Linked DNA regions of Mus musculus: regions 1, 3, 4 and 5 are each linked to region 2. A link is a loop called in an ENCODE intact Hi-C map of the cell type or tissue named here. Cell type or tissue: left cerebral cortex. All regions are shown on one strand. Links, peaks and the distances in the headings refer to the core of each region. The heading gives the core; the rest is flanking DNA.

What was found. A loop is a pair of places that touch in the nucleus more often than their neighbours do. Peaks named below come from ENCODE experiments on the same cell type or tissue, not always from the same donor. Only the 100,000 strongest peaks of a DNase experiment are listed, where the experiment ranks them.
Region 1: it touches region 2 in a loop (7-fold over the local background); 31 of 42 quality-filtered maps call a loop at or near these places.
Region 3: it touches region 2 in a loop (2.9-fold over the local background); 12 of 42 quality-filtered maps call a loop at or near these places.
Region 4: a loop joins it to region 2, with 4 times the contacts of the local background. A loop is called at or near these places in 6 of 42 quality-filtered maps.
Region 5: it touches region 2 in a loop (3-fold over the local background); 3 of 42 quality-filtered maps call a loop at or near these places.

Annotation. Positions count from the first base shown.
Region 1 is chr9:103,222,939-103,229,187 of GRCm38, reverse strand. Trf (transferrin) reads left to right here. Exons shown (of 17, transcript NM_133977.2): 2 at 1,120-1,292; 3 at 2,242-2,350; 4 at 3,051-3,227; 5 at 4,013-4,145; 6 at 5,549-5,604; 7 at 6,075-6,249. Among named protein-coding and RNA genes, the nearest start is that of Trf, 4.2 kb to the left of the region's middle. In left cerebral cortex, for the core only: a CTCF peak has its summit at 3,565 (motif pointing left); no DNase peak of the experiment used is centred there.
Region 2 is chr9:103,299,627-103,305,875 of GRCm38, reverse strand. It overlaps Topbp1 (topoisomerase (DNA) II binding protein 1), which reads right to left and starts at 549. Exons shown (of 28, transcript NM_176979.5): 1 at 505-549. In left cerebral cortex, for the core only: a CTCF peak has its summit at 3,000 (motif pointing right); a DNase peak (open chromatin) is centred at 3,006; H3K4me3 peaks cover 554 bases; H3K27ac peaks cover 435 bases.
Region 3 is chr9:102,630,422-102,636,670 of GRCm38, reverse strand. It overlaps Anapc13 (anaphase promoting complex subunit 13), which reads right to left. Exons shown (of 3, transcript NM_181394.3): 3 at 2,427-2,657. The coding sequence ends at 2,532. Among named protein-coding and RNA genes, the nearest start is that of Anapc13, 7.2 kb to the right of the region's middle. In left cerebral cortex, for the core only: a CTCF peak has its summit at 3,552 (motif pointing left); a DNase peak (open chromatin) is centred at 3,542.
Region 4 is chr9:103,106,450-103,112,698 of GRCm38, reverse strand. Rab6b (RAB6B, member RAS oncogene family) reads right to left here and starts at 625. Exons shown (of 8, transcript NM_173781.4): 1 at 473-625. The coding sequence starts at 542. Gm46128 (a long non-coding RNA gene) reads left to right here. Exons shown (of 2, transcript XR_001779270.2): 1 at 1-173. In left cerebral cortex, for the core only: no CTCF peak of the experiment used is centred there; DNase peaks (open chromatin) are centred at 926, 1,517, 3,226 and 4,144; H3K4me3 peaks cover 1,719 bases; H3K27ac peaks cover 2,678 bases.
Region 5 is chr9:102,914,074-102,920,322 of GRCm38, reverse strand. No RefSeq gene overlaps it. Among named protein-coding and RNA genes, the nearest start is that of Ryk, 82 kb to the right of the region's middle. In left cerebral cortex, for the core only: a CTCF peak has its summit at 2,591 (motif pointing left); no DNase peak of the experiment used is centred there.

The DNA.
Region 1 (6,249 bases), core at 848-5,847, 77 kb after region 2:
TCCCACAGACGGCATCTCTCCATCGTGTGGATTTCAGTGGTGACCCAGCTGGGGAGATGGTACAACTGGGCAGATGCTTAGCATGCAAACACCAGGACCTAAATTCAGAACCCCAGCAACCATGTAAAAAGCTGGGTACCGCAGTGCCCTGGGGAAGCAGACACAGGAAGATCCCAGGGAACCCACAGTGCCCTGGGGAAGCAAACACAGGAAGATCCCAGGGACTTTCTGGCCAGACAATCTAGTGGAACCAGCAAGGCTCAGATTCAGTGAAAGACACTGTCTCCAAAAAAATCAGGCAGAGAGTAATAGCGGGAGACACCGCACGTTGCCCTTTGTCCCCCACCCCCACCCCCCATGTGTTCCCATCTGCACATGCACACACCACATGGGAGCCCGATTATATAAGCACATACACACATCGTGATACACGTAATTGTCTTCAGCTGATTCTCTAAATGGCGGCCCAAAGGGGGTAAAGCATCCAGGGAAGGTTTGGTAGAAACAGAAGCCTGCTGCATAGAAGGGAGTTCCTAGCCTTTTCTCAACAGAAGACAGCTGAAGAGTATCACAGGTGAACTCGTGATCAAACTGTCGCTCAGAGAGACGCAAAGCTTCTAAGATCGTTATCTTCCCCTGGGGCCTGGCCATCAGACCTAGTGTCTGGGCTGCTAACAAACATGATGACGTAGGACAAACCTGCTTCCTCCCCCAAGGCCAGCTTTCTCATTTCTAAAAGACGGTATGCCTTTCCTAGAGTTGGTGTCTAGAGCCTTGTCTGAAGGTGGCTGAGGATGGTGTTTGCCCACTGAAGTTCACATTTTGATGTGGACCTTCAGCCAAGGCAAAAGAAGAGCAGGTTGTCACCTTCAGCTACCCCAGCATCTCTCTAAGCAGCCCAGGGTTAGGTGGGAACATGGCAGACCGTTGGGGCGAACGGATTCATCTGTTCCCAGGATCGGAGTGCAGCAGAGCCCTGTGCTCTGTCATGACTGCCACCAGGGATGAGAGGAGGGTGGAACAGAGGAGAGGTGGCCATTAAGACCCTTCGTAAAGTGGTGCGTTCTCTCCCCAGGCACGGGGAGCGGGTCCTTTATGCCTCCGCCTTCTCTCCTGCAGGGCTGTGTCTGGCTGTCCCTGACAAAACGGTCAAATGGTGCGCAGTGTCAGAGCACGAGAATACCAAGTGCATCAGCTTCCGTGACCACATGAAGACCGTCCTTCCGCCTGATGGCCCCCGGCTTGCCTGTGTGAAGAAAACCTCCTATCCGGATTGCATCAAGGCCATTTCTGTAAGTCCTGCTGCCGGGAACGGTAGCCCCTATACGCCTCTGGTTTGACTCACTTGTGGAAAAAAAAAAATTGAACTGGGGGGTGGGGACTGTCAGGTGTCCAAGTAGACAATTATACCAAGAGTGGCAGGAAGAGGATCATTCCAAGGCTTGAATTCTCCTGTCCATCCGGGTGTGGCCGCACACGTAGGTGGCCATGGCATGCTAGCTCCTACTGTTTCAGGGGCCCAGGACTATAGGGAAAAGCAGTAAGCTTTTCAGTGTTAAGACTAGCACCTTCTGGGCTAGTGAGATGGGCTTCTGAAGGTCCTGAGTTCAAATCCCAGCAACCACATGGTGGCTCACAACCATCCGTAATGAGATCTGACACCCTTTTCTGGTGCATCTGAAGACAGCTACAGTGTGCTTAGATATAATAATAAATAAATCTTTAAAAAAAAAAAAAAACAAAGACAGCACCTTCAGGGTTTTCACCTCCATGACAGCACCCACAGAGGAGCTTACAGGGACTCTCAAAACACGAGGGTCTCTGAATGACAAACCCCACTGTGTGGCCGAGCATGGAAACAGATATAAGAACCCAGCCACCCACAGACCCTGGGTGCTCCACTACAACCATGCCAGAGCCTCTGGTATAATAGCAGTGCCCACCTCTGAAGAGGGAGAGACCCTTCCCCCCTACCAAGCCTGCCAGACCAAGCCTCGACCACTGCCGATGGGTAAATCCGCATTTTGTCCAGGTACTGGGCACATCATCAGGGAAAAGTGAGGAAAAAAAAGACTCCATTTCTTCCTCTAGATGGAATCAACCCAAACCGGCAGGGCTGGATGTGCTTGTGCTTGGGATTTTCTAGCCCGAGACCCATGGAGCGCTGCCAGGTCCTTCCCACTTGTTCTGGTGTAGGGAAGCCTTCCTTGCAATAAGTCTTTGGGACTCGCTCTCTTCTAGGCAAGTGAAGCCGATGCTATGACCTTGGATGGGGGTTGGGTGTACGATGCCGGCCTGACTCCGAACAACCTGAAGCCCGTGGCGGCGGAGTTTTATGGATCAGTGGAACGTGAGTTCTCCCAGAATACCCAGGAGGGGGACCGTGGTTTAGTAGATGTTAAATCTCATTCTGTAGGCAGGTAGCCGACATTAGAAACGCTAGGAAGCCTTTTCTTTGGGGAGTCCATGGGGAATGAGATCTTCTAGCCCTCCGGGCACACATGGAGACATCTTGAGGACTTTGGGCTGGTTGGAGGCTGGTATGGACCTTCTGAGTCAGGCATCCTCAATGGAGAGCAGGCTGGGGTCCAGCTTGGCCTTCACTGGATCTGGGGAAGTGTCCAAGCTCCCCAGAGCCTCAGGCGCCATGGACAAGAGAAAACCCACCCCTATAGTGCCCGGAGGGAGCTTAGCAGTCCAAGAAGCTCTTCTGAGATAGCTCTGGTGGTCCCTGTCACCATATTAGAGGATGTAAAATACTTTGAGGGAGACAGAGAATGCCTCTGTTGTGGCTCTCACATGTTCCTGGTGCCTTGGCTTGGTAAGGAGAATGAGGCGCTCATGACCCATGTGCCGATGCCTCTTGAGCCTTTGTTTTCCCGGATGGACCATCTGTCTTTAAGTCTACAGAGGTTTCTCTGGCTTCTTACCACCCAGCTCTGCCTAAGTTACCCCTGGGTCTCTCTCTCTCCTTCATCAGGACAGAGCACTGACAAGCAGTGCTTCTCTGGGCCATGTCAAAGTCCTCCCTCCACATTGTCCCCTTTCAGATCCACAGACCTACTACTACGCTGTGGCTGTGGTAAAGAAGGGAACAGACTTCCAGCTGAACCAGCTCGAAGGCAAGAAGTCCTGCCACACAGGCCTGGGAAGGTCTGCAGGCTGGGTCATCCCCATTGGCTTGCTCTTCTGTAAGCTGTCGGAGCCCCGCAGTCCTCTTGAGAAAGGTAAGCCGCCATTTCTATTCTGAATATCCTGTACTGCTGGGGCCACACAGTCCTGGTTAGTCAGGCAGGTAGGCTGAACTCCAAGGAAGTGGAGGAAGAGGGAAACAATTAGAAGTGGCAACTTGAACCTTCTTGTTGTTGTGAGCTCCCAACACCCCTGCAGAGGCTGACCTGAGGAGGAATGAAAGGGCAGGTGGGTCCACAGTGGATTTCCATATTCACTTCAGTCCCTCACACACCCTCAACCCCCATCACCCCCACCACCACACACACCTCTGCTCCGTTAAAGGATGCTTTGGTTCCACCTGCTGGTCATAAGGTTGTCCTGCACCTCTCTAGGCTGTACTACAGCCCCCAGAGGCACCCTTTGAAAGATCTGGAGCCTGGCAGTGGTGGCTCACACCTTTAATCCCAGCACTTGGGAGGCAGAGGCAGGTGGCTTTCTGAGTTCGAGGCCAGCCTGGTCTACGGAGTGAGTTCCTGGACAGCCAGGGCTACACAGAGAAACCCTGTCTTGAAAAAAACAAAAACAAAAAAAAACCTGGAAACAGAGTGGGCAAAGTCTAGGGCAAGCCTTGTTTAGCAAGAAGTACTGCTTGTGTCCCCGGGAGGGTAACTGAAGAGCAGGGGTTAACTTATTCCTGTCTAGAAACCCTGCTTAGTACATGAAAGGCTGGGCAGGGACTGTGCTGGGCAGGGACTGTGCCTCTGCCTTCCTTCACCAGCCCAGGCTGGGTGATGGCATTATGCTTATTATGCCTTGTCCATTTCTTTGTATCGAGCAGCTGTGTCCAGTTTCTTCTCGGGCAGTTGTGTCCCCTGTGCAGATCCAGTGGCCTTCCCCAAACTGTGTCAACTGTGCCCAGGCTGTGGCTGCTCCTCCACTCAACCATTCTTTGGCTACGTAGGCGCATTCAAGTGAGTGGAATTGACACTCTGTGGTGGCCAGTGCCAAAAGTCCTCAAATGGGGGCTCTTTGCTGAGCCAACCTACCTAAAAGCATGCAGGTGGCTTAAGGTCCTCCCAGGAAGGCGGGGTTACAACCTGGGGCTCTCAAGGCCAAGGTAACCTATGTCCCCTTCCATCTGATGTCAAAGTTCAAGCCCTGTTCTGGCAGTCCTCTCTCCTCAGAGCTTCCGCATCTGGCTGGCGTCTCCTCTCAGTGGGCTGGGTAGCATCTGAAGGGACCTACATACCCCGAGTGCCTCACAGTAGACCATGCTCAGGATACTAGACGCTGCCCCGCACCACCCCAGCAGTACATGTGGCTTTTTAAATTATGTTTTTACATATAATATATTTTAATCATATATAAAACTGTCCAGTGGACATAAAATACTCTGAGGGAGGCAGGGCATGTGAGCCTCTATTATGGCTCCATGAGCCTTGGGTTGGTAAGGACAATGAGGCGCTGTGCCGGTCCCTCTTGGGCCTTTGTTCTCCTGGAATGATGCTACAGATGGACCATCTGTCTTTAAGTCTACAGAGGTTTCTCTGGCTTCTTACCACCCAGCTCTGCCTAAGTTACCCCTGGGTCTCTATCACCATACCAGAGGACACTGCACCCCCATACCTTCTTACACACACACACCAACACTGAAGATTAAACCAAACCAAAAGTACACAGGGGAAAACAAAACAAAACATGAAGTCCTCTGTGTGTGTGTGTGTTGGCCAACTACTCCTGGGCATGAGACTGGTCCTGAAATATGGTTGATATACTCCCTTAAAAAAACAAAAAACAAAAACAAAACAAAACAAAACAAAAACAACTGATTTTCGCCAGGCAGTGGTGGCACACGCCTTTAATCCTAGCACTTGGGAGGCAGAGGCAGGCAGATTTCTGAGTTCAAGGCCAGCCTGGTCTACAAAGTGAGTTCCAGGACAGCTAGGCTACACAGAGAAACACTATCTTGAAACAAACAAACAAACAAACAACCCTGATTTTCTGAAGCCAGCATCAATTGCAAGTAGCCTCTTAGGAATAGGATTTTGTGTCATTTATGCCCAATTTCTTGCTCTCTCTTTTTTGTCTTCTGATACCCTGAAATCCACATAGCCAGGGTAGAAATACTGTCATCTTCCATACTAAGGATCTGAAGATTTTTACATTATTTTCACCTCCTGTCAGCCACTTTGGGGTACGTGAGCACATCCCCCATCCCAGTGGTACTGTGGATGTCAGCATCCCACCCTAGAGAGCTGTCTCCACTATGAGGGCCACTCAGCCTCAGGCCTTGTCTGAAAGGTGACAGTGTGATCTGGACCAGGAGCAGGGTCCACCTTCTGGGACTCCTTGTTCATGGGCTTCTTTCCCACAGGTGTCTGAAAGATGGCGGTGGGGATGTGGCCTTTGTCAAGCACACAACCATATTTGGTGAGTGATGGGGAAAGACTCTGGCCGGTTCCTTGTCATCCTTTTCATGGCTAGTGGCCAGACCTGAGCATGCAGGGTCTCTCTCCCGCTGCTTGAGTCTCTATATATGCAGAGGAAGGTACTTTGGGGGTCTCTACCAAGATTCATGGGTCTCTTTCCAACACTCAAACCACACAATGGCTCTCCCTCTAGGGAAGAAGTGTCACAGCCAAGGGTTGGAGGTTGGCCTGGCTGACCTTGCCTGTCAGTAGTCTTGCTGAGCTTGGAGTCAGGGGATGGGGGCAACCATTGCTTCACTGGCCTACAGAAGCCTCTGTGTCTTTAACTGGTCATAGGCTCACCTTCCTGCATATTCCTTGACCCTCAGAGATCCCTCTAGACCTTTCAGTTCATGCTTTCAATGCTAACAGGACTTCAAAAATGGGGAGGGGTTCAGCCTGCCACAGGCTCACTGAACTTTCCCTCCTTAGAGGTCTTGCCGGAGAAGGCTGACAGGGACCAATATGAACTGCTCTGCCTTGACAATACCCGCAAGCCAGTGGATCAGTATGAGGATTGCTACCTGGCTCGGATCCCTTCTCATGCTGTTGTGGCTCGAAAAAACAATGGCAAGGAAGACTTGATCTGGGAGATTCTCAAAGTGGC
Region 2 (6,249 bases), core at 800-5,799:
GTGCCACTACCGCCCGGCCTGCAAATCAACTATTTTCTTATGCAGACAAGAGTGCCTAAGACATAGCTATCTGGCTTGGTTCATCAATTCATTCAAGATGTTTACAAAGGGCCCCAGAAGGTGGGCAAAGTCGAAGAAGAAAAAAAAGGACACGGATCCTTGCAAACGTGAGAACAAAATGAACGTTCCTGATTGAATCCCCTGAGACCCTTGGTTTGGTCCTCAGTCACTCACTGTTCACTTGCATGGGGCTTAAGACGACGCAGGGCGCCGCTGCGGCTACGGGTACCCACAGCCCGCAAGATTTGCTCCTAAGTTAACGAACTCTGAACGCAAGCAGCCACCGTGCAAGGTCGTGCACGCTCGGCCCAGCTCCCAGGGAAAGGAGCGTCCAGGCCGCGGCTCCCCAGGGACCTGAGGCCCACCCGCCGGTTAGGAGAGGCGCGAAGGCCGCAAGAGGCGCCGGGCGGCCACGCCGGCCGGGAGGAGCCGAAGCTCGCTCACCTAGGTGGAGCCCGAGGGCCCACGGGCACCAAGTCGGGGGGCGCGCGGCCGGCAGGACGGCGGCTGGGGTCGGGCGCCAGCCCGGCGCGCAGCCCCCGCCCTCGGCGGCGCCCCCAACCCGAAGCTAACGCTGCAGAACCCGGAAGGGCCAAGACCGGGAACCGACTTTCGCGCCAACCGAGCGGACGCCACACCTCTTCCGGAGGAAGTGGCGTCATCGGGGCCCCCGCTCTGGGAAGCGGAGCGGTCGGAAGAGGGCGGTCCTTGGGCACGCTTTCCCGAGATGCTCTGGGGTCTGGGTTTGCGGCAACAGTTTCGGCTGCGGCGCAGCTCATCGTTCGTGGCGAGGGCCTGCGGGCGGCCGGACCGATCAGCCTTAAGTCCAGAACGTGCAGAAGTGGGGCGAGGGGGTCCAGTGGCGAGTTCTCCTGACGGTGCCGGGGCAGCGCATGAAGCTAATAGCGGCTTGTGGGTGGGAGGATGTTAAGAAAGTCAAGGTCTGACTCCCCAAAGTGGATGAACAATCAATCCTTACCAAAGCCAAAAACAGTAACGGAAAGAAGACTGGGTGATGAAAGGCACGCTAGATTATTGATTAGGTTATATTCACATTCAAGACTTTTAAAATATGTATTTCTAAGCCGAGCAGTGGTAGAGCACACCTTTAATCCCAGCACTTGGGAGGCAGAGGCAGGCGGATTTCTGAGTTGCCAGCCTGGTCTACAAAGTGAGTTCCAGGACAGCCAGGACTATATAGAGAAACCTGTCTTGAAACTCCACCCCCCCCCCCCCAAAAAAAAGTATTTCTAGATATCCTCTATCAGGTGTATAATTGGCAAAGATTTTCTCCCATCTGTATGCTTATTCATTTGATTAATTTTTCTTTGCTGTGCACAACCTTTTAACTTCACGCAATCCCATTTCATTTGTCCGTTGTTCGTATTATATCCTGAGCAACTAGGGCCCTATTCAGAAAGCCCTTGACTATTTTGGTTTCAGGATTTCAGTTCTGACATTAAGGTCTTTAATCCATTTGGAGTTGATATTTGTGTAACGCAAGAGAGATTAAGATCTAGTTTCCTTCTTTTATGTATGGCTATCCAATTTTCCCGGCACAGTTTATTACAGAAGTTGGTTTTTTTCTTTTCTGATGTGTACTTCCGGCATTTTGTGACAAAGAATCTTTACTTAGCCAAACCTGTAGTCTGACTACTGGTCGTTCTCCTTGTAAAAATCCAGTTAGATCCTGCCACCTTTGATAGCTCATGCCCTTTCTCATTTTTCACTGTCCCCAGGTAATATCTGACTATTCTGGCCTATCTACAGTAAGAAAACTCTTAGGTTCTAACCAAAACCCCATTCTTATGTTACCTCTTAAAAGTTGCTAAGGGTAGCCGGGGGCAGTGGTGGATCACGCCTTTAATCCCAGCACTCAGGAGGCAGAGACAGAGGCAGGCGGGATTTCTGAGTTCAAGACCAGCCTGGTCTACAAAGTGAGTTCCAGGACAGTCTGGGCTACACAGAGAAACCCTGTCTCGAAAAACAAACAAACAAACAAACAAACAAAAACAAAAAAAAGTTGCTAAGGGTAAATTATTGATAAAATGCTGAATTATTAGCCACCCCCAGCTTTATTTTATTTTATTTTATTTTTTGAGACAGAGTTTCTGCATAGCCTTGGCTGTCCTGGAACTCACTGTGTAGGACAGGTTGGCCTTGAACTCAAGAGATCTTGCCTTTGCCTCCCGGAATGCTGAGATTAAAGGTATGCCACCACGCCCAACACAAACTCTATTCTTTTAAGTACAATATATTTAGGGTTGCTGGTCACTGTAGTGATTATAATGGTCCTGCTTTAAAGGTATCATTAACTTTTTTCATTTACAGGATATCGATAACACTGGCGCAGAGGTAAATGCCCACTAGGGAAAAGAAGGGAAATACTTAGTATTGGAGGTAAGGGTCTGAGGATGTAGCTCAGTTGGTAGAGCACTTGCCTAGCATAAAAGTCCCTGGGTTCCATCTTCAGGGCCATATAACACTGGTTGCATCCTAGCTAAGCAGGAGGTATCTTGGGATACATGAGACCCTGCAGTGCCTTGAAGAAATTATTAGAGCTGTGAAAAAGAAGCCACAGTTGATGTCTAAAATGCAGTTCTGTCCTGAAGTTGTCATCATATCTGTAGGATACTTGATAGGTCACCAAGGACTGAGGAGAGTCAGGGCAAGAACTAAAGCAGAGGCCAAAGACAACCAGGCTTACACCCACTGCTTGCTCAAGCCTGCTTTCTTAGATCACCTAGGATCACCTCCCCTGGGGTGGCACCACCCACAATGGTCTGGGCCCTCCCACATCAATCACTAATCAAGAAAATGCCCTTCAGAGCAGTCTATAGGCGATCTGATAAATGACCATGGTATATGTTTATGCATTTAACACAGTATATTTTTACTTTGATTATGTGTGTTTGTGCACATGAATGTAATGCCCATAGAAGCCAGGAGGTGGCATCAAATCTCCAGAGCTGGAGTTACAGGCAGTTGGGAGCTGTCTAACATGGAAACAAAACTTGGGTCCTCTGGAAGAGTAGCAAATTCTCTTCACCACTGACGCACCTCTGCAGCCCCACCACAACATACATTTTATTGAGGCGTGTGTTATGTATGTTCACATGTGTGCAGGTACACATGTGTGCTCAAGTATATGACAGTCAGGTGCCAGCCCCAGCTGTTATTCCTCAGGTATCACCCACCTTGATGTTTTTTTTTTTCTTTTTTTAGTTGAAAAGGGCTCGTTTGTTTTACTTAAAGGGTTTTATATTTAAATTCCCAGCATTTCAAGTGAATATGTATAAATACAAGAGAGCTTAGCAAACAGCCTCTATTGCTACAGAGCTAACTTGAAGTGGCCTAGCAGCTATGAAAGCTGATAGCTTCAGCTAGCTGGAAAGTACAGCCTACCGACAGTGTGAGTTCCAGGGAGAGGGCTCTAAAGTAGAATGCCAACATCACATGTAGATTGTTCCCGGCTGTGTTTAAGTAGATCGTGTAAGGAGACACTCTGAGAAAAAAGTGGCTTCCTTGCCAAAAAATGTAGGGGGCTACATTGTTAGAAAAGCCAATTGTATCTAGGTCCTAAAAAGAAGAGAAACCTAAGAGGCTTTTGAGTCATGGCCATGAGAGCCTATATATGGAGGAAAGATGGAGGAGTATAGGACTCTTCTGGGCTGAGTAGGCGCCATCAAGTGAGATATATTCCCATTCCAGAAACAATGGCTTCAATGTCTGTTGTTTCAGGATTCTGGAGTTAATATTCTACCTTTATCCTTACCACCAACATCGTTCGTTCTCTCTCTCTCTCTCTCTCTCTCTCTCTCTCTCTCTCCCTCCCTCTCCCTCTTTCCTCCCTCTTTCTCTCTCCCTCTTTGGTTTTCTGTGATTCTGTTTCACTCTATGGCCAGGCTGGGTTGGAACTCATTATGTAGCCCAGGCTGGCCTAGTGCCTGTGCTGTTCCTCCTATCTCAGCCTAGCAAATGCTTGGATTGTAGCAATGAGTCATCACAACTGGTCCATGCTTCTTTCATGGATGACTGTCTTGTTACTTGAAGGAGACTTACAATGGCTCCAAAGGGTCAGAGTCCACAGTGGTCGGGGCAGCATAGCAGCTGGCAGCTTCCTCAGCTCTTGAACTACAAACACAAGGCAGAGCAAACTGCAAGTAGGCAAGTCGTTTCGTTTGAGTCTTAAACTCCAACCCCAGTGATCTGCTTTGTCCAAGCGCGACTGCACTGACTTGGGTCGGAGAGTCATTCTTCAGTAACATGGTCCTAAGCGGGAGATGGACATTAGATAAGAAGATAGAGAGAAAATCTGGGGTCGGGAGGTCTCATGCGAGCTATGTCTTAGGACAAGCAACTACAGCATCTCAGACACCATTTTGAGAGAAGAAATGGGACTAAGTCAGCAGAAACTGTCCTACGAAGGGACGAAGTCAACAGGAAGGTAATCAAACAGTGTTGCACAAGGGGAGCAAGGGGTATCTCAAGAACATTACAGACCGGGTACACAGTGGCCTTGGACTGATAACCATAGCCCCACACGCTGGGAAGAGAACAGAAGCTACAGATCCCCACCCAAAAGCCCTGGCCCAGGGCCATTACTGGGTCTGCCAAGCAGGTTCATTCTCCGTACATCAGAGCCTCAGGAAAAGACTCCGTTGATCTGACCATCAACAGAGCATTACCTAAACCTCCCCAAAACAGCACCGATGTTTTAGGATTTCTATTTTTGTGGTTAAACACCATGACCAAAAGCACCTTGAAGAAGAGACATTTATTTAATTCTACAGCTTGTAACCCATTCATGGATGTCAGGGCAAGAATTCAAGGCAGGAACCTGGAGGCAGAAACTGATGCAGGAGCCACGGAGAGGCACCACTTACTGCTTAGTCCTTATGATTCACACAGGCTGTTCTCTTGTAGCACCCGGGACCACCTTCCCAAGGGACCCCCATTGAACTGGGCCCTCCCATATCAATCATCAATCAAGAAGAACATGGACCTCAGGCCAATCTGGTGAAGGCATTATCTCAATTGAGGTTCTTTGTTCCCAATTAACAACTCTGATTTGTCTCAACTTGACCTAAAACTAGCCAGCACCTGCACCCCATCACCTGAAGACAAATTGTTCAAATGCCCAAGACTTTGGGGGTATTTCTCACTCAAGCCACCACATCCCTCTTACAGACCTCTGGACAGTGTTACCAACTAGCAAGTGTTTCTTTGCTCTTACATACCTTGGGACAGTGTTACCAACTAGCAAGTGTTTCTTTGCTCTTACATACCTCTGGACAGTGTTACCAACTAGCAAGTGTTTCTTTGCTCTTACAGACCTCAAGACAGTGTTACCAACTAGCAAGTGTTTCTTTGCTCTTACAGACCTCTGGACAGGGTTACCAACTACCAAGTGTTTCTTTGCTCTTACAGACCTCAAGACAGTGTTACCAACTACCAAGTGTTTCTTTGCTCTTACAGACCTCAAGACAGTGTTACCAACTAGCAAGTGTTTCTTTGCTCTTACAGACCTCTGGACAGTGTTACCAACTAGCAAGTGTTTCTTTGCTCTTACAGACCTCTGGACAGGGTTACCAACTACCAAGTGTTTCTTTGCTCTTACAGACCTCAAGACAGTGTTACCAACTAGCAAGTGTTTCTTTGCTCTCACATACCTTGGGACAGTGTTACCAACTAGCAAGTGTTTCTTTGCTCTCACATACCTTGGGACAGTGTTACCAACTAGCAAGTGTTTCTTTGCTCTTACAGACCTCTGGACAGTGTTACCAACTAGCAAGTGTTTCTTTGCTCTTACAGACCTCTGGACAGTGTTACCAACTACCAAGTGTTTCTTTGCTCTTACAGACCTCTGGACAGTGTTACCAACTAGCAAGTGTTTCTTTGCTCTTACAGACCTCTGGACAGGGTTACCAACTAGCAAGTGTTTCTTTGCTCTTACAGACCTCAAGACAGTGTTACCAACTACCAAGTGTTTCTTTGCTCTTACATACCTTGGGACAGTGTTACCAACTAGCAAGTGTTTCTTTGCTCTTACAGACCTCTGGACAGTGTTACCAACTAGCAAGTGTTTCTTTGCTCTTACAGACCTCTGGACAGGGTTACCAACTAGCAAGTGTTTCTTTGCTCTTACAGACCTCAAGACAGTGTTACCAACTACCAAGTGTTTCTTTG
Region 3 (6,249 bases), core at 959-5,958, 670 kb after region 2:
AAAGGGGCACTGATGACAAACTGAAAATGAGTGAAACCATGATTTTTTTTCTTTTGGTAGCAATTATCTTATTTTGGTAACTAAACAGTAATATTTACTGTTTTATGTATCTCAGGTCCCCTAATAAGAATGTTGTCAATTCTGTCTCTGTTCTATAAATTAGAAAAACATGAAAAATTTGAGAATTCTGGTGGGATTTTCTAGGGCATTGATGTGGCTTTTGGCAACGACATGGGTTTTGAGCTGTGACAGTCTAGGTTGGAAAGCCCTTACTATTTGAGTGACTTTTATAAGTCTCTTAACTTTTGACAAGCTAACATTAAATTTTAAGCTGTTATCTCCTATTCAAAGGACAATGACATCCAGCTAAAAAGAAAAGGCAGGGCTTGAGCCATGGAAGTGTTCCATCCACCCCAGCTGCCATTGTTGCGATACCATGAAGGGGTGGGTCTAAGATGGGCTTCAGATGATGGGCAGCTCCTGGCCTCTGGATGTTTCTCAGGGACAGAGATTGTATCTGCAGGCCTGTGTCTGGCTCAAGAGAATTCAGTTCTGGGTTATAAGACAAGGCTTACACTGCATGTGAGTCTCTTTAGAACCATACACGTACAATCCAGGGATCTCACTGCAGGGAATACTGTGCAGTGGGTAAGCCTGGACAAGTCCACCAGGAAAAGCTATCTCGACCTCCTCTACTTCCACCTTCGCCTCCACAGTCCAAGCCACCATCATCTTTTTCAGTGTAAAGCTCTTTTGTCTTTTACATTTCCTGTCTTAACTGAAATCCATCTACTGGGGTGACTTGCATTAAAAAACAAATAAACGACGACGACGACAACAACACAACAAAAACAACAAATAAAAGCTGGATGGTGGTGTCTCACACCTTTAATCCTAGCACTTGGGAGGCAGAGGCAGGCGATCTCTGTGAGTTCCAGGGCAGCCTGGTCTGCAGAGTTAGTTCCAGGACAGCCAGGGTTTATACAAAGAAAGTCTTGGAACAAAACAAAACAAAATGAAACAAACAAACAAAAAGCAAACCAAACCAAACAGATCAGGCAGTCCCCAGCTCTGATTAAGTCTTTCGATGACTCGGGAGATGTGGAGAAGCCCCTAGACCACCCAGGTTTCTTGCTGGCAACACCAGTTCCACTTTGAAGCTTTGTGTCATCTCTTGCTCGGTGGTCAACATTCACCCCTCACTGTTTTCCCTGGCCACTTGTATGTCAGGTGTTTGTTCAGAAAGCCAAGGCAGGTACAAGAAATGCCACACTTTCTTTAAAGTGAATGACATCTACTGGAATCTACTATGCTGTACTTCTTGGATGTCCCTTTCCCTGTTTTTTTTTTTTCACCCGTTCTCTGTATACTGGCTGCCAAAGATACACGTCCTCTGGAGTTCTGTGCTTATACTGTCTCGGGGAGACGGCTGGAAGGGAGAGCCAATAACTGACATTTTATAGCAGTACTTCTATCCCCAAGGCTTGATGCCGTGGAGTCTTTAGAAATTCTAAAAATTTATTTTTATGAGTGTCTTGCCTATTATGTATGCATATGCATCTCATGTGTGCAGCCCCCCCAGAGGCCAGAAGAGGGTAAGGAACCCCCTGGAACTGGAGTCACAGACAGGTATGAGCTGGTATGTGGGTGCCAAGAACGAGCAGGAAGTGCTCTTAACCACTTGAGCCATCTTTCCACCGCTGACAAATTTTTGTATAAATATTGTACTGACTACTGGCTTCACAGTGTTTTATATTTGAGGGGGCTCTGAGGTATGAGATGCCATTATTATTCTGAATAAAAGGAGTATTCCATTCACGCAGAGAACCTCTCCAGTGGTGCAAAGGCAATAACCACAGACGGAGAGCAGAGGTGACTAACAGCTAAGCAGGATTACAAGCACACACTACCATGGCACGAAGCCCAATTTTTACTGGAGTTGGGATCAAACTTAGGTCCTGACTAAGCCATCCCCTAATTCTTCAGAGATAACTTTTAAATCTGTACATTTATGCAATGTCTAAAAGTAGCTTGGGAATCTTAAGAATGCCAGTTATCAGAGAGTGGAGTATCTGCTCGGGGCATAGGCACCTACAGGCTAACGTCACTCAGAACACGTCTCAGGCATGGGAATGCGAGTCTGTGGCTCTCTTCATGCCTGGTTTCTGCTGCCTTTCCTGCTTGTATTCTCAACTACTCGTGCCAAAGTAGCTGGGCAGTATTAAACTTTGACAGAAGCAAAACTGGAGCCAAAGGCAAACGTTTAATCGACGGTGTTCAAACGCAAGTGTGTGCATCACCTGCCGCAGGCTTCCAGAGCCGCGGTCTACATTCCTGGGAAGTCTCAGTTTCTCACTCAGAATGTTTTCATGCTGTGCTTTGTTGGTTAAACAAAACAGCAAAACAAAACGAAAACCAAGTGGGCATATGCTTTTGAGTGTTGATTTATTGCTAAAGATCTGCATTTGGCGACAGGAAACATTTTTATCCCCATATGTTTGAAAACTCCGTCCGTGGGAAGGAGCCCGGCATCAGTTTCCAGCGGGTGGGACGTTCTCGTGGAGGCCCTGTAAGGCCAGGTCTGTCCACTTCATCTCCTGTTCTTTCACAGACTCTGTGGTGCCTCCGTTGTCTTGCTCGGGCTCAGGAAGCTCACTCTGGAAGGGAAGCACAGCCGTAACGACCATCAGGAAGTGTCTTTTCTATCCTTGAGATGGGTCTCAGGTAGCCTAGGCTGGCCCCAAATCTTGAACTGTGTTTCTGCGCGGCCGGGGACTGCGCTCAGGGCCCTGCTGAGATACACTAGCACTCTCTCACTGAGCCACACTCTCAGCCGATCACCCCCAAGTCTCTTTCCCATCCTCCTTTGCCTCCCAGGAGCTGGGATTATAGGTGTGGACCTGGTCCTGCAGTTACTTCTGAAAACACAAAGGCATTAGGAAAGAAAGCCTCCGAGGGCCTGGGAACAGCCAGCAAAGCTGATATGATGCTCTAAAGAGAGAGCCTAAACAAACAGATGGATAGAAAATATCAGAGGTCTGTTCAGTGCGGCTTGCTTGGAAGCCTCATGGGAATGCTGGCCCTGTGACTCTGGTTTTCTTATAAAAGGCAGTGGGGCAGGAGGGCTAAGGGCAGAGACTGGAGGCCCAGACAGCCTTCATTTGCTGGCTTATTGGGTTGATGAGGTAATTCAAACCCTTGGGGGCTTTTGTTTCCACTCTCAAAAATTGGAGAAAAAAAAAAAAGAGCTTTTTTTTTCACCCCCATGTCTCTGCCTTGGGGACGGGGAGAGTAAGGACATTAGATCCAGTGCATGCTGTGAGGGTACTCAGTACTCTAGGGCACACACTGCTGAGTGGCTGAGAACACTGACAAGAACCAATGCTAAACCTATTGAAAAATGCTTTAAGGGCCAATCTGATTTGCTGATATGTTCTCAAATACAGGAATTGTATCAAGAAGAAAAAATGCTGCAACAAAATGCTTTCTTTAGTGACAATATGGGCTGGATAATGGACACTGACAATGTAACAGGTGAGAGCTCCCCCTAGTGGAAAGCACAGTAAAGACTAGCTCACACCCCAAGAGCCATTTTCTTACAGAGATAAGCCATGGCTCCAGAGTTCACCACATGTATTTCTGTGCAATTCCCTGAACTTACACTTTGTGTTAGAAAACTGATGCTTTCATATTCAAAGTTAGGATTTCTCACTTATATTTATACTATGTGGAGGTATTTTTATTTTTAAAATTATGTTCAACATATGGAACATGATACTTGGCTACAATATGTACAGATGTATTTGAAGCAGGTCCAGTAAAGTGGTTCAGTGGGTAAAGGCACTGCAGACAACGCTGAGTTCTACATGTGTGTCATGGCACACAGGTACACACATACAGGAAAACCCCAATGTGTTTGCACAACATGCGTCTGCTATGCCGAAAGTAAAGTGAGATTCAACATTCTGTAAACAGAGCCAGAGAACTGTCATTCTCTAGTCCGTTTAGAAATCTGACCTTAATAACTATCTACAGGTCACAAAAAATAAACAGGCCTTTGATTAAGAACGACTTAATGTCATGCTCTCTAATGGCATACTAGGCTTCCTAAAATGATGTATCGTTTGCTTGGTGACTATTAATTCTTGCGATGAATACTACCATGTAAAACTAGACAAAACATGCCCACCCAACACAAAATACCATACGCACAATATCCACAGGGACAAATTCACCAACAGCTGCAGCTGTCTGCAGCTGTTCCTGCCAAGCCGCAGAGTCTAACCCTGACTGTGCCTTTGGATTGGCCACAGACTTGCCCATCTCAGCAGAATGCAGCTGTGGGGCAGTTCTGGGCCTGAGCCCTAAGTGCTCTGCACTTCCCTGTTGCTGCTGAACCTGAGGCTGAGGTCCCAGAGGACCTGCAGGGTGGTGTGTGCCAAGTGCCAGGCACCCTACTTCCTGGAGACATCCTGTTAACTGGCAGAGGGGCTCCAGCTAGTCTGCTGCCTGACACTGCAGCACCAGCAAGCCTAGGATTAGTTGGCTGAACTGGTGTGGACCAGACCTCCCCAATAAGAAATAAAATTATGACCAAACAGTTGTTATTGTAAGCCATTAAGTTTCAGGATAATTTGTTATGCAGCAAAAGCTAACTGACAGACACATTCCTTTAGAATCACAACACTGTGTGGATGGACCACAGGATCAGGTTACCATGGCACCAGGAAGTCAGCAGAGGGACCTCCCCCTTCATTCCCTACCATGTAAGTGTTCCTTAGGTCTTGCTGTACGGAGCTCAGCAAGTCACAGCACTTTTCCTGGTGCTGTTGTGGTTTTCCTCCCTTGCCTAGATCACTGCACTGCAGTCACATGATGTCCCCTGGCCCTTTCTTCTATCAGGCTGTCTGTCAATGTTACAGACCCCACTTTCTGAAAGACAAATGTGAGCTATGGCAGCTTCCCTCCACAGACCTTTCATCCCTAGATACCTAGAGAAGGAGGTCGAAGTGGGGCACAAACATTTTCTCAAAAACTATGCCCAACTTTCTGCCTCCTAATTACTAAGGTAATTGCTGCCCACTGCTTCACCATCTCCCAACGTGTTTCAAACCCTGGGCCTGCTACACTCTTCTTTGCTACAGTACCCTGTCTAGCACCATGAACCATCTGATTCTTTCTTAAGCATTACATCTTCTCTGCATTTCTACTGCATGCCAGGCCTCCAGCCATTCTCCACTTGCTTATCCTTCCCTCCTGCTTGGTAGTGTCATTAGTTAGTCACCTACCTCTCTTGATCCCTGGCTCCAAACAGGAACTTTATCTTATGCTCATATACCCTTAGGGCACACAGTAGACTTTGGAGAAGTGATTGTTGGATGGATGGATGGACGGATGGATGGGTGGACAGATGAAAGCTTACAGACTTTGAGCTTTGCTTATGAAATCTGACATACTAGTCACTAGACTTGAGGTAAGTGTACTTCTCTAATCCTACTCTTTTCCTGCCAAACGGAGACACTACCACCTCCCCTGTATGGCTGTCTTAAGGATTACAGATAATGCAAGCCTTAATTTCAGTCTATGGCTTAAAACTGGTAATAAATTGTAGCTATGATTCTTATTATTTTATTGTCCTGAACTTGAACTAAGCTGCGACTTGAATATCCACTGAACACATCCCACCTCTTACTCTTGAAAGAGAGTGCCGGTGAGTGAGCGAGTGGAGTCTGTTCTTTGTAAAACAGCAGTGCAGGTGATGCTCCTGGAAGTCATGCTGTGTTAGCTGCTCTTCCAGAGCGTGTGTCACACTGTACAGAGAAAGTCCCCAGACTCTGTTTGCCTTGTTCTTTGTTAGGCCTTTGTAACATCAATGAGTTTTTGTTTTTTTTTTTAAATCTACATAAGCAAAAGTGGGGGGTTACTTATTACAGAAGGTTCAACAACAGCCTTTTAAGGGAGTTTCCTAGAGATCAGCAAAGAAAAGGTTTACTGAGAGCTTGTATGTCTACAGGCCAAAGAAGAAAGGCAAGGTTGCCTGTAAGCAGCTGGCTGTGTGCCTGCATCAGAGGGGCTGAGAGACGGCTCAGTGGTTAAGGGCTCTACTGCTTTTGCAGAGGACACTGTTTGGTTTTCAGCACTCATGTTGGGTGGTTCACAACTGCCTTTAATTCCAGCTCCAAGGGACCCAACACCCTCTTCTGGCCTCTGAGGGCACCTGTACTCACACGCTCCTCCACTGTATCCCAG
Region 4 (6,249 bases), core at 605-5,604, 190 kb after region 2:
GCGCAACCTTGGGGTGGGGGCAACCAGCTCCCAGCCCCACCTCGTTCTCCCAAGAGAGGCTCCTGTCCCTTCGCCCACACCCTCGCCGGCACCCAGACACCTGCACAGTGCTCCGCAGCCTGTGCCGCAGTGCGAGCTAGTCAGCGAGCCCGCGAGCCCGGCGCCTAGAGCGGGTGAGCCAGCCGCCGCCCTCGGTCCTCCCGGACGCACCTGCACCGGGTACCCGTACCCAGATCTCACACTCACCCTCATCCCTTGACCCCCAGAACCACCTTCTTCCTTTCCCCCTTGGTCCTCCCCAGCCCGGCCCCACCCGAGCCAGCCCCATCTCCCCATCTGCATCCCTCTCCTCTACCGGGGCGTGGAAGGGCCTTGGCGAGCCAGGGCTGGGAGGGTCCCTAGTGGGGTGGCTGAATGGGCGGCGTGGGGAAAAGACTCGGCTCCGAGCCGAGAGAATAAGCCGAGTACTCACCGCTCTGCTCCCCTAGGAAAACCAACTTGAATTTTCGCAGCGGGTTCCCAAAATCTCCCCCTGCGGACATGGTGCTGGCAGCTGGGGCCGGGCGAGGAGGAGGAGGAGGAGGAGGAAGCGGTGAAGGAGCAGGGAGGGGAGAGGAGGAGGGCGAGGGGAGGCGGCGAGCGGTGCGGGAGCCGGAGGGGGAAGGGCTGGCTGCGCGCGCCCCTGACTCCCCAGCTGCGGCCGGGCCCCGGCCTGCGGCTGCGTGTCCGACGGCGGCGACGGCGGAAAGGGAGGAGGCGGGGTGCGCGGCGCAGCCCTGGGTGGCGTTGGCTGCACGGGCGACGGGCGCGCTGTGGACGCCCGAAGCTCGGCGCGGGCAGCGAGGCACGGGCGGAGCGGGGCGCAGGGACCGAGCTGGGCGGAGGAGCGCTCTCCGAGCAGCGCCACGCGCCCCCTCCCGCCCGCCTGCTCCGCCCGCGCCTGCGCTCTGCGCGCTCCCAAGCCTCTGATGTCATGCGGAGCCCGTGGGTTTGCGGGGCTTGGGGGGCGTGCGCCATCCAGCCCCCACCCGGGCAGCCGGCTCCGGAGAGCCACCTCCTCTTGAGCCTAAGAGAGGTGCCCTCTTTGGAGCGTCTTGCTCTGCCCTGCTGCTTCTGTCTCACCCACCCACCTAGGGGGAAAAAAAAAAGACAGGACTTGGTCAAGAGGACATTTGTTTCTGGTCTTTGACACCTAAATGCGGTTCCCTTCTTCCGTCTCAGACCCAGATAGATGGTCAGACAGGGCGGGAACATAGGAAAGGGTCAGTGTGTGGTGTGGTGGTGAGTAGGAAGATGTGCGGATACCTGGCTCAGACCTGGGGTATGGCTCCTCGGTGGCCCCTGCTGGCCTCTAGCTTACCTCCTATCTAGCTAGGCTCAGACTCTTCATGCGGAGGGGATCTGTGGTTGTCCCCAGAGGAGCTGGCCAGTGAGAGAGAAGACACCCTTACAGGATATGCCTACTAGGGTTTGAAACCTAACCTGCCTGGTAGAAGACAGCTCCACTAACCCAAAGACAATGCCCTGCCTCTTTTGATCCTGAGACCGTCAGCCCAACCACACTCCTGCGCCCTGCTAGTTAGGTTTATTCGGGTAATGAGCTACAAGAGTATAAGAGAGCGACCTCTAAGTTTGCAGGGCACACACAGTAGCGTGAGAGCAAGGAGTAGACGCCAGACTAAGGTTAAACGCAGTCCCCAAGCAGTACACTCTAAGGCATCGGGTTAATTGAGGCTTTACAAAGCCCCTCCCCTCTTCCTCTCCAGCCACTTGCTGGTCTTGACCTTCTCTGGCCATTCAGGGAATGTTTGTTTGGGACTGTTTGGAATGTGTAGTGTATGTTACACAAAGCAAGCCAGGAGTGAAATGCACACACACACACACACACACACACACACCCGTGCCTACGGATTTCCCAGGGGACACTTATGAATTTACCCCGAATGTACCCACTAGAGTCTCCCACCGCACATTGAGCCCTCACAGGAAACTCCATGGAAGCAGCTGAGGTTCCACTTCACCTAGAGTTTAGGAAACAGTTGCTGAATGCTCGAATTAACCTCTAAAACTACTCTCAAATCAGAGTAACTGTTCTATTCTTGTGGTCTTCTTCGGTTTGAAGTCCCTGGAGTCGGAGGTCATCCCTCTGAGCATATAAGCATGCCAGATTGGGCACCAGACTAAGATAACTCAGACTCCACCCTACTTTTGCCCCGAGTGTGTTGCTGTCTCGGGATCCAGCATGGGCTGAGGAAAGTTTTGGCAGGTGTGTCCGACCCACTGTCCACAGGCCATATGCCTTGCAGGATAGCTTTGAATTCAGCACAACACAATATTGTAATCTTATGTAGAACATTATGAGATACTGGATGGGTTTCTACATTTTTTGGGGCAAGTTTTTGTTTATTGTTGTTGATCCCATTGCCTGGTTTTACATTGTGAAGTTTGTAGATTGCAATGTTGTGTCTCCGTAGCTAGAAGTTGGACACTCCAGCAGTGAAAGAACTACTCCTAAGCCACACCCCTCCCTGCCTGTGGAGGTCAAGGCATTCAGGGGGTTGGGGGGTGTCACACCTTCCACCCAGCATTTCCTCATCTGTACTGGTTCAGTCGGCTGGGTTGGCTCCTGCAGTCTGGGCAGAGCTACACAGCATGGTCTTCATGCTGTATGTGAATCCTAACCTTAGAATGCTTCTGCTCTCTTCCAAGTCTCTCCCTTACCCTTGCCATTCCTTTGTCTCTTAGGGGAAGGGATCATCTTTATTCTGTCCTGGGATATCAGGCATTTCCCATGTGATAGATAAAAAGAGCCACTATAAGCCTCTTTTTGGTAGTCTCACTAGAAAGAGTTTCTTCTGCATGGCATCTTTCTGCCCTTCCTGATGAGTGTGTTCTCTGGATGAGGAACATGGAAAGACATCATATCGCAGTGAACACACACCTGTCTTCTAATTCTTCTTTTATCCCCTCCCCCTTTTCCTCCTTCCCCAAGGCAGAAAACCCAAACTCTCAACACTTTCATTTCTCTTGAGTCTTTTGAATTCATATTTCAAACCCTGTCTTCTGACTTGCTCTTCCCTTCTCGCTGTACTCCCAAGATTCCTGTTGATGCATAGAGCAGAGCCTTTGGTTCCCGTGTCTGCTTAGCATTCCATCGTCTGCCCCAATTTTGAAACCATTTTCAGTAAAAATGTGTCCAGTTTTTAAAGCCTGAAATAGTTTTAGACTACATAGAGGTTTCAAAAAATAGTACAGGAAGTTTCTGTGTCTCTTCATCCAACAGCCCCCACGATAACATCTTACATAACCACGGTACCTTAGCAGAGCCAGGAAATTAACCATGGAAAGAGCACCCAGCCTTCTTTCTGCTTTGCAAATGGTGCAGATAGGACTGTTCTCTACCTGTCTCCTGGTGCACCTGCGGAAAGGTTCCAAAGCTCTGCAGAGAGGAAATACATCAAGGGCTAAAACCTGATGTATGTTGTTATCTTTACACCAAAGATCGCTGTCGGAACATATAGCTACCCCACCACCCATGTTTCTTCATGTTCTTCAAGAAGGGCTTGGCTATTTGCCCTTGGCTATTTCTTAATCGCGTTCTCACGCCCGGCCAGGAAGAACACAACAGACCAGAATCTTCTGCGGCAAAACTTTATTGCTTACATCTTCAGGAGCTAGGAGCGCAAACCCTCCGCCCCAAAAGCGAAAGCCCCTTCTATTTACATCTTTAGGAGCCAGCGCAGAGCGCACTCTATTGTTTACATCTTTAGGCAGCGAGCGAGCGCAGGGCGCGCAGAGCCAGAGAGATGCCAGCGAGAGAGAGAGAGAGAGAGAGAGAGAGAGAGAGAGAGAGAGAGAGAGAGAGAGAGAGAGAATGGCGGAAAACCCCGTCCCCTTTAAGGAGGAGTTATTCTTCGCTTAGGACGCATCACTCCCTGATTGGCTGCAGCCCATGGCCGAGCTGACGTTCACGGGAAAGGCAGAGTACAAGTAGTCGTAAAATACCCTTGGCACATGCGCAGATTATTTGTTTACCACTTAGAACACAGGATGTCAGCGCCATCTTGTGACGGCGAATGTGGGGGCGGCTCCCAACAGCTATTTACATAAAAACATAACTACAGATTTCTCTTCATTTGGAAGTCACTATGGGTTCACAAGAAGTTGCAAAAAAAGTCAGACCCGTGGGTACTTTATCTAACCTGCCCTACCCACTTCCACCATGGTAGTATCTTGTGTATCAAGTTCATTGTCGAGCCCGTATATAGACAATCAAGTACAAAGAGTCCCATCACCATGGGAACACTCCTGCTCCTGCCTTCCTCACACCTATCCCTTCCTCACTCTCAATCACTGAACTATTTCATTTCCTTAGACTCAAGAATCTGAACGAAATTATATTGTACGGAACATGGGGCGGGGGGGGGGGGGGGGCTGGGTTTTTTTTTTTTTTTTTCTTCTCACCTGAGATAACTCCATGGACAGATTCTGAGTTCCTGTTTGTATCAGTAGTCTACTCCATTACTACTGAGAGGTGTGCCATGGTGTGGACCACAGTAGTTTCTTCCTTCCCTCACCCACAACAGATGCCTGCATTCTTTGCATTCTTTGGATAAACCTTACCCAATGATAATAAGTTGTTCTTTTATATATATTAAATTTGGCATTCTAAAATGTTGGCACTTTTTTTTTGTCTACGATTGTGAGTGATGTTGTCCTGCAATTTTCTTCTCTTATAATATCATCATTTTCAGTGCCTGACAAATACAGAAGTGGATGCTCACAGCCATCCATTGGACCGAGCACAGGGTCCCCAATGAAGGAGCTAGAGAAAGGACCTAAGAAGCTGACAGGGTTTGCAGCTCCATAGGAGGAACAACAATATGAACTAACCAGTACCCTTAGAGCTCCCTGGGACTAAACCACCAACCAAAGGGTACACATGGTGGGACTCATGGCTCCAGCTGCACATGTAGCAGAGGATGGCCTAGTAAGACATCAATGGGAGGAGAGGCCCTTGGTCCTGTGAAGGCTCAATGCCCCAGTGTAGGGGAATGCCAGGGCCAGGAAGCAGGTGTGGGTGGGTTGGTGAGCAGGGGGAGGGGATAAGGAAGAGGGTGTTTTTCAGAGGGGAAACCAGGAAAGGAGATAACATTTGAAATGTAAATAAAGAAAATATCCAATAAAAGCAAAAACAAAACAAAACCAACAACAAAAATTAATATCATCATTTGGTTTGGATAACAGTCATGCTGGCCTCAGAAAATGAGCCAGGAAGTACACGGGCATCACCCATTTGTGGCAGGAGCTTATGTAAAATTGGAATTGTTTCTTAAATGTTGAACGGAAGGGCTGGAGAGATGACTCAGTGGTTAGGAGCACTTCCCATGCTTCAGAAAGACCAGAGTTCTGTTCTGAGCACCCACATCAGGCAGCTCATGACCAGAACCAGTGGTCTCTGATTCCCTCTTCTGGTCTCCATGGGCACTCACAGGTATATACTCACATAGACACACGTAAATATTTAAACTTTTTATGTACTTTTAAAAATTATTGTTAGTTTTGGTTTTCCAAGACAGGATTTCTCTGTGTAGACCTGGCCGTCCTCCATAGACCAGGCAGGCCTCGGATTCAGAGATCCACGTGTGTTTGCCTCCCGAGTGCTGGGATCAAAAGTGTGAGCAACTATGCTCAGCTAAGATAATTTGTTAGTGAAACAATTTTAAGTTGGATGGAATTATTGAATGAAGCCGTTGATTCTTGGTTTTCTTTATGGGGAGATTTAAAAATACCAATTCAGTTTCTTCAGTAAATATTAGACTTTTTGAGTTCTCTGTTCTCTTTCTTGATGGATCACCAACAGTCAGTGTCTTTAAAGGAATTTTTCCACTTAAGCTACACAACTTGTGTGTGAGAGAGACTATTTGTAATGTTGCCTTATTAATCTTTTAATTCTATAAACTGTCTAGTGATATGTCTCCTATTCCAGATTTTGGCAGGTTATAGCTGTCTTCTTCCCTGCCCCCAGTATTCTATCTAGAGGTCTATTGGTTGCCTTGATCATCCTAAACAATGCACTTTTGATATATTGATATTATTTGTTCGTTTCTCTTGTGTGAGTCTTGTGTGGACTACCACAGCTGCTCTGCTCTGAGCTTATAAATTCTGTGGTCCTGACATATACAGAAGACACTTTTTGGCCTCTGGACCTTACAGTCTTTCTCCTTCCTCTTCCACGAGGTTTCCGTA
Region 5 (6,249 bases), core at 516-5,515, 390 kb after region 2:
TCTCTTCTAGGCTCTGCCCAACAGTTACCTAGCAAGTCAGGTAGGAGCCTGGTTTGCCCTCCCCACCCCATTACCTCCCCCACCCCATGTGTTCCTGGTCAGCCTCTTCCCTTCTTTCTCCTGTCCCTTTCCATCCCTCTCTGTCCCTTTTCTTCCCCCGCCCCCCCATGCCCCAAATAAACTTCATTTCATACTAGACCCATCGTATGGCTGGTACCTGGGGGGGGGGGGCAGAAATGCCTCATCATGGGCCCGCTAAAGCACCCCCCCCTGCCATACCATGCCACAGCAGCACAAAACATACCAATAGGTCCAGACATCTAGTAGCATAGAGAGCAAAGATATGCTTTCTGGTGTTGCCTACGGCTCCAGAATGACAAGAGGCTGAAAGTGAAGAAGGGAGCCAGGCATGCTGGCTTTCTTGGGAGGTTTTGAGGTCAGCCTGGGTAATACAGAAAACTGCAGAACAGCTTAAGGTGCAGAATAAAACTTGTCTCAGAGAGAGAGAGAGAGAGAGAGACAGACAGACAGACAGACAGACTAGGGAGACGTGAACAGACTCCCCAAAGGCATGCCCAGTGATTGGTCTCCTCCAGCTAGACGCCACTTCCTGAAGTTCCTGAACCTTCCCAGGCAGCACCACCAGCCGTGGACTGAACCTTCAACACGTGAACATTTTGTGGAGACATTCCAGATGCTAACCAGAGAGGCAGTGATCTTGGAAAAGGATGCTAACGGCCATGGGAAGCTTGAGGTCTTCATTTGAAAGGGATGCTCTTAACCCAGGCCTGGAATTCCCAGAAATATTCAGGCTGGGTTAGCCTCTTCTCTCCTACTGCCCTTTTTCCCTTTTGTGTTTTCTATTTGTTTTGGTGAGACATGAGGCTTCCTTGTAGCTTGGGGTGGCCTCTATTAGGTTCCCTCCCTCTGCCTCTAGAGTTCTGGGCTTATAGACATGTATAACTATGGCTGGCTTTCAAGATGGTTTTCAAGGCACGGTGCAGATTCCAGGCACCTCAAGGAAAGTGACCCAAGGAACCTGACCTAGCAGGAGTGAACAAACAAATGAAAACAAGCCTTCCTGGGCCTAAGTTATTGGTCGGGGGTGGGGGTGGGGCGGGGCAAGGATAGAGGGTGGCCAGTGTCTAGGTTTCTTTTTCTGCCGTCATAAAATACTCTTGACAAAAGCAATTTATGGGGCTGGACGGTGGTAGCATACACCTTTAACCCCAGCATGTGGGAGGCAGAAGCAGGATGATCTCTGTGAGTTCAAAGCCAGCCTGGTCAACCAAGGGAGTTCGAGGACAGCCAGGGCTGCTTGATGAGACAGGCTCTGTCTCTAAGTAAGTTCAGTGCAGCCTTTATTAAAGAAACAACAACTGAATTGTAAGACCTAAGTGTATTCTCTGTTAGTGGAGGACAGAGCTGAGGCAGACTGCTGACTATTGTCCCTCTGAAGGCAGAGTTAACATGCGGAATGGTATTTTAAAATAACCCTGAAAGACAGGGTTGCTGTAATAGGAAAAGGCCATACGAGCCTTCAAAAATAGGGTTTTTTTCCCTCACTCTTAAGATTTTATTGACCCAGCCATAAATCCCTAGCCTATATTCAGAGTTTGACATTTCCTCTCAGATAGGAAAGAAATCAAATGCTTATTGTAGCAAGTTCACAAGTGTATTTCAGTAGAACTTCAGTCAACAATTTCAAAGGCACTTCCTAGTAGCCTGTGCCTGGTAAGAAAGTGTATTTGTTAACTATGTAACAAGGTACCCTGTACTCATTTCACTACAAAAAAATAAAATAAAATAAAATTAAATTAAAAAGTGACAAGGAACCTGATTTCTGAGGTATGGAGGAGCCAGGCCACTGTTGAAAACTCGTGTTGTGCCGGGTGGTGGTGGCACACGCCTTTAATCCCAGCACTTGGGAGGCAGAGGCAGGCGGATTTCTGAGTTCGAGGCCAGCCTGGTCTACAGAGTGAGTTCCAGGACAGCCAGGGCTATACAGAGAAACCCTGTCTGGGAAAACAAGAAAAGAAAAGAAAAGAAAAGAAAAGAAAAGAAAAGAAAAGAAAAGAAAAGAAAAGAAAAGAAAAGAAAAGAAAAAAAAGAAAAGAAAAGAAAAGAAAAGAAAAGAAAGGAGGGGAGGGGAGGGGAGGGGAGGGAAAAAAAGAAAAGAAAAGAAAAGAAAAGAAAAGAGAAAACTCGTGTTGTAGGTTCAGGGCCGCCCCAGGTAAGGTCAGCCAGCAGTGTCACCTCTTCGGAAGCATTCTAGGTGATGTTTTTTGAGAGAGCCAATGAAGCAGGACATGACTGATATCAGGTCACAGGCCATTTCCTCAGTGGCTCCCAGCCCACAGGCTGCAGCCCACCCCCAGCAGGCGCCCTGTGCTCTCAGGCCTGGAAGCAGAGATCAGGTCATGTGCGTGCATTTCTACTTCTCCAGGAAAGCAGCTCTATGGACTAGCTGTGTATGTAGGCCGAGTGATTATGGGGCCGGCGTGTGAGTGGTACCATAAAGACAGGCTGTGGGAAAGGCTCCTACCAGAAGGGTTTTCATAAAAAAATAAAGGCAAACCCCTATACATGGCTCCCTCTGCAGGTCAATATTAAGGATAAAAGTCCATCTCTCTTTTTTGGAGGTTTGCTAACTGTCTAGATACCTTCCTCTAAGCCTTTGGAATATATTTAGTTTTTGTTTTGTTTTTTGCCAATACAAACTTTTAGAATATTGAACTCCATAAGTGTATTTTCTCAGTGAGAAGTAATGTTTAATAAATTCTAGGCTAGGGCTGGAGAGATGGCTCAGGGGTTAAGAGCGCTGACTGCTCTTCCGAAGGTCCTGAGTTCAAACCCCAGCAACCACATGGTGGCTCACAACCACCCATAATGAGATCTGATGTCCTCTTCTGATGTATCTGAAGACAGCTATAATAATAAATAAGTTAAAAAATAAATTAAAAAAAATAAATTCTAGGCTAAAGGAAATTGCAGAGGGGGTGGAGTAGCCTTTTGTTTCAGGAAAGACAACAATAGACAGCACACACACACATATATTCCCTACAGACACACACACACACACACACACACACACACACCCCTCTTAGTTCACATGGTCCTATGTATCACTGGTTGAACAAAACTATCTCCCATAACAATTTTGCAGAGCCTGAGTGATTATCAAAACAGATAATCAAAAACCATGTATAACCAATGTGGGCGTAGGGGAGGGAAGCTGGCTGGGGCAATGGAGTCTGGAGAGAACCGGCAAGAGACCACAAGTTCTGCCCACAGATGGCTCAGGAAGCACTAGGAAGCAGTAAGGGTGGCTTCCTGGTGGCCCTGTGGAGACTAAGGAGGGACTAAGTTCAATGTTGGGGTTGAGGGGTGCCAGATGGTCCTGCAGAGGTGCTGAGCACAGAAAAGACCTGACAGGCAGGTGCTCAAGACTGACATAGGAACCATAGGAACCCAAAATTGGGGGGCTGGGGTGGGGGGAGGTAGACGCTTGAGCCCCAAATTACTAAGTGTGGAAGGAAGGCTGAAGTGGAAACGTGGTTTTCTTTGGAAAGTCAGTTATTTCAAAGAATGTTTCGCTGAAGCAGACACAGGTGAAAGGACATTTTGCTGAAGCAAGCACATGAAAGGATGTGTGATGAAGAATTCTTCGCTAAGGACATGCATGTATTGGCCTGCCTTACATGCATTGTTGAGCACCATTTGTCTTGACTCCACAGAGAGAGATGCACCAAAGAACTTGAGAGGTTCCCGTGGCTTCTTGCCGCTTCCACGGGCTCCACGGCCGATCTGCAGAGTGATGTCAGCTGATACAGACCCACGGGGAGTTTTGCTAAGACAGGCTCATGTGCTGAGGCAAGACCTGTGGAGGACACATGATGTTTGGGGGGAGCATACATAGGACTCAATGGACAGTGACTGGCGGCTTCCTGTGCAACCCTTCTTCGTCTCAAGTCTTCACTGATCTTGGCTTCGTTGGGAGAGGCACAGCCAAGAACTTCTCCTGGCGTCCCTGCTGGTCTTGCTCCCTCCTGCTGACTGGTGAAGCCTTGCCTGGCTGTCTCTGCTAGGTTGGACTGCTGCTATATTGGTGAAGTGTTTGCGAGTGGATCGAGCTGCCGCTGCTGATTCCTGTGAACTGAACTGCTGGTTTCCTGACAACACAGATGGGATTTGCTCCAAAGAACAATTTCTAAACAGGCCCACTGCCCCTGTATCACCATAAGCTTTCTTTCCCATTACCTCTGGTGGGTGGTGGGCTAGAAGGGAGGTTGGAGCATTTAAGAACAACTATTCAAAGTAGGATTTGAAAAGCCAAAGTTACAGAAGGCAGTTCAAGGACGATATGCTGACACATGCCACGGAGAGAATGTCACTGAACCTGGCACCTATGGTGTCAGGGGCCTGCAAAGTGAGCCATTACCCCAGGAAGGAAGGACCCTGGGCCCACGTCAGGGCAGACGCTGAGTGGAGTGGAGGTAACTCACTGAGAAGTAGTAACTCAATGCTAACAGGAAGGCAGGGAGGGAGGGGTGCTGGAAGCTGAGAAAGTCATTGGCAGAGAAAACCATGCATACAAGTCTGAGGGGTCCAGGAGAAGCATGGGAGGCTGTGCTAACGGAGAGGATATCTAGGAACACTCTGTCCAGCAAGAAGGAGGAGCTGTTGACTAGGATGGAGTTCAAGGGAAGCTGGGAGCGGCTAGAGAGGAGGATGAGAGTGGGAAGCAGGGTCAGAGTGCAAGAGAGAGGGGAAGATAATGACAGAGTTGGGGTGCCAACTGGATAGTCCTGGTGTTAAGAGGGCCAAGGGGCCTCTAGCATGGCCAGCTGCTTTTGTGGTCTAAATGTGAGATGCCCTCCCATCTGCTCATGTGACACTTATATGCTATAAATAACCTGATGTTGGGGGTGTGTGTGGATTTGATGGTGGTCAGACTGCAAGCAGAGACTAAGGATACTGAAGAACCTGAGAGGTGGGTTTTATAGAACAGGGAGCTTTGCTAGACTGCAGTAGGTATGGAACAACATTACAGAGGAGATCAGAAGTGAAGGCACAAGGCGGGTGTGTGTATGTGTGTAAGCCAGGGACCAGATGATGCTAACGTTTGGGCTAATGTCCCCACAGAGGTCCATGTGTTAAAGCTTGGTCCCAGTTGTAAGGGGGTAGAGCCTTTAGGAGGTGGGGACTGCTTAGAGGCCTTCCTGTCAAAAGTGGGTATGCCTTTCAAGTAAGCATTGCACGGCTCCTTTCTCTTTGGATTCTGGCTCCCATAAAGAAACTATTTAGTCCACCACGTGTGCCCTGCCATTCCATACTGCCTTGCCACTAGCTCAAAAGCAAGAGGGTTGGTCCTGTATGAACTGAAACCTCCACAAAACTGTAAGCCAACATATGCTCTTCTCTTTCCTTCAGTCACCTCAGGTATTGTGTTAGAGCAAGCCAACATAGAGTAGAGGGTGCTGTGTGCTAGGATGCCACTTCTGACCACACCATGCTGTGCCTGTTCCACTCCAAACCCTTGCCTCCCACACCATGACTGCAAGGGAGCTAGCTTATCTTCTGGAACGAAGACACTCTGGGCTTAGATCCAGATTCTCCTCTAGCCACACATACCAGCTCTCATTCATCTACTTTCTGTCTCAGTCCCAGATTTACTCTGGAGACTTAGGCCCAAGGTATTCAGATCTTCAGTATCTTGGACCAGATACTTAACTGGAGCCCATGGCCAGGTAACACCTTTCCCCTATCAGCCTACACTCCAGAGTGCTGCTAGCTTCATACCTATCTGGAAAAACACAGCTTCTTGATTCGCTCTTCTCTCAACATTTCTCTTCCACAGACCACTGTTTGCAAACTGTTTTTTTTTTTTTTTCCCCAGCCAGCTGCCTAGGGAGACTCTTTTCTAAATGACGTCCTTGCTGCTGGTGCCCGAGTCTTTCCCGATGGATATCAGCAGAAGTGTCTTGGTGGCCTTTCTATCACTTACTGAGAAAGGCTCCCTCTTCTGGGAGCCGCAGTGATGTGGTTGGAACCCAGCACTGGCCATGCAGCCACATTAAAATGGCCGTTGATAGGAAGGGCAGGGCGAAAGGATGACGGGTTCTTAGCCACCCTCCTCCCTTTGGACTACCATGTAAGAAGGAAACAATGACTTAATCTACCATTTGTTATAGCAGACTCCACTGTAACCAAATTTCTGAAGAAAAATGTGCTGACCAACCAGGGCAG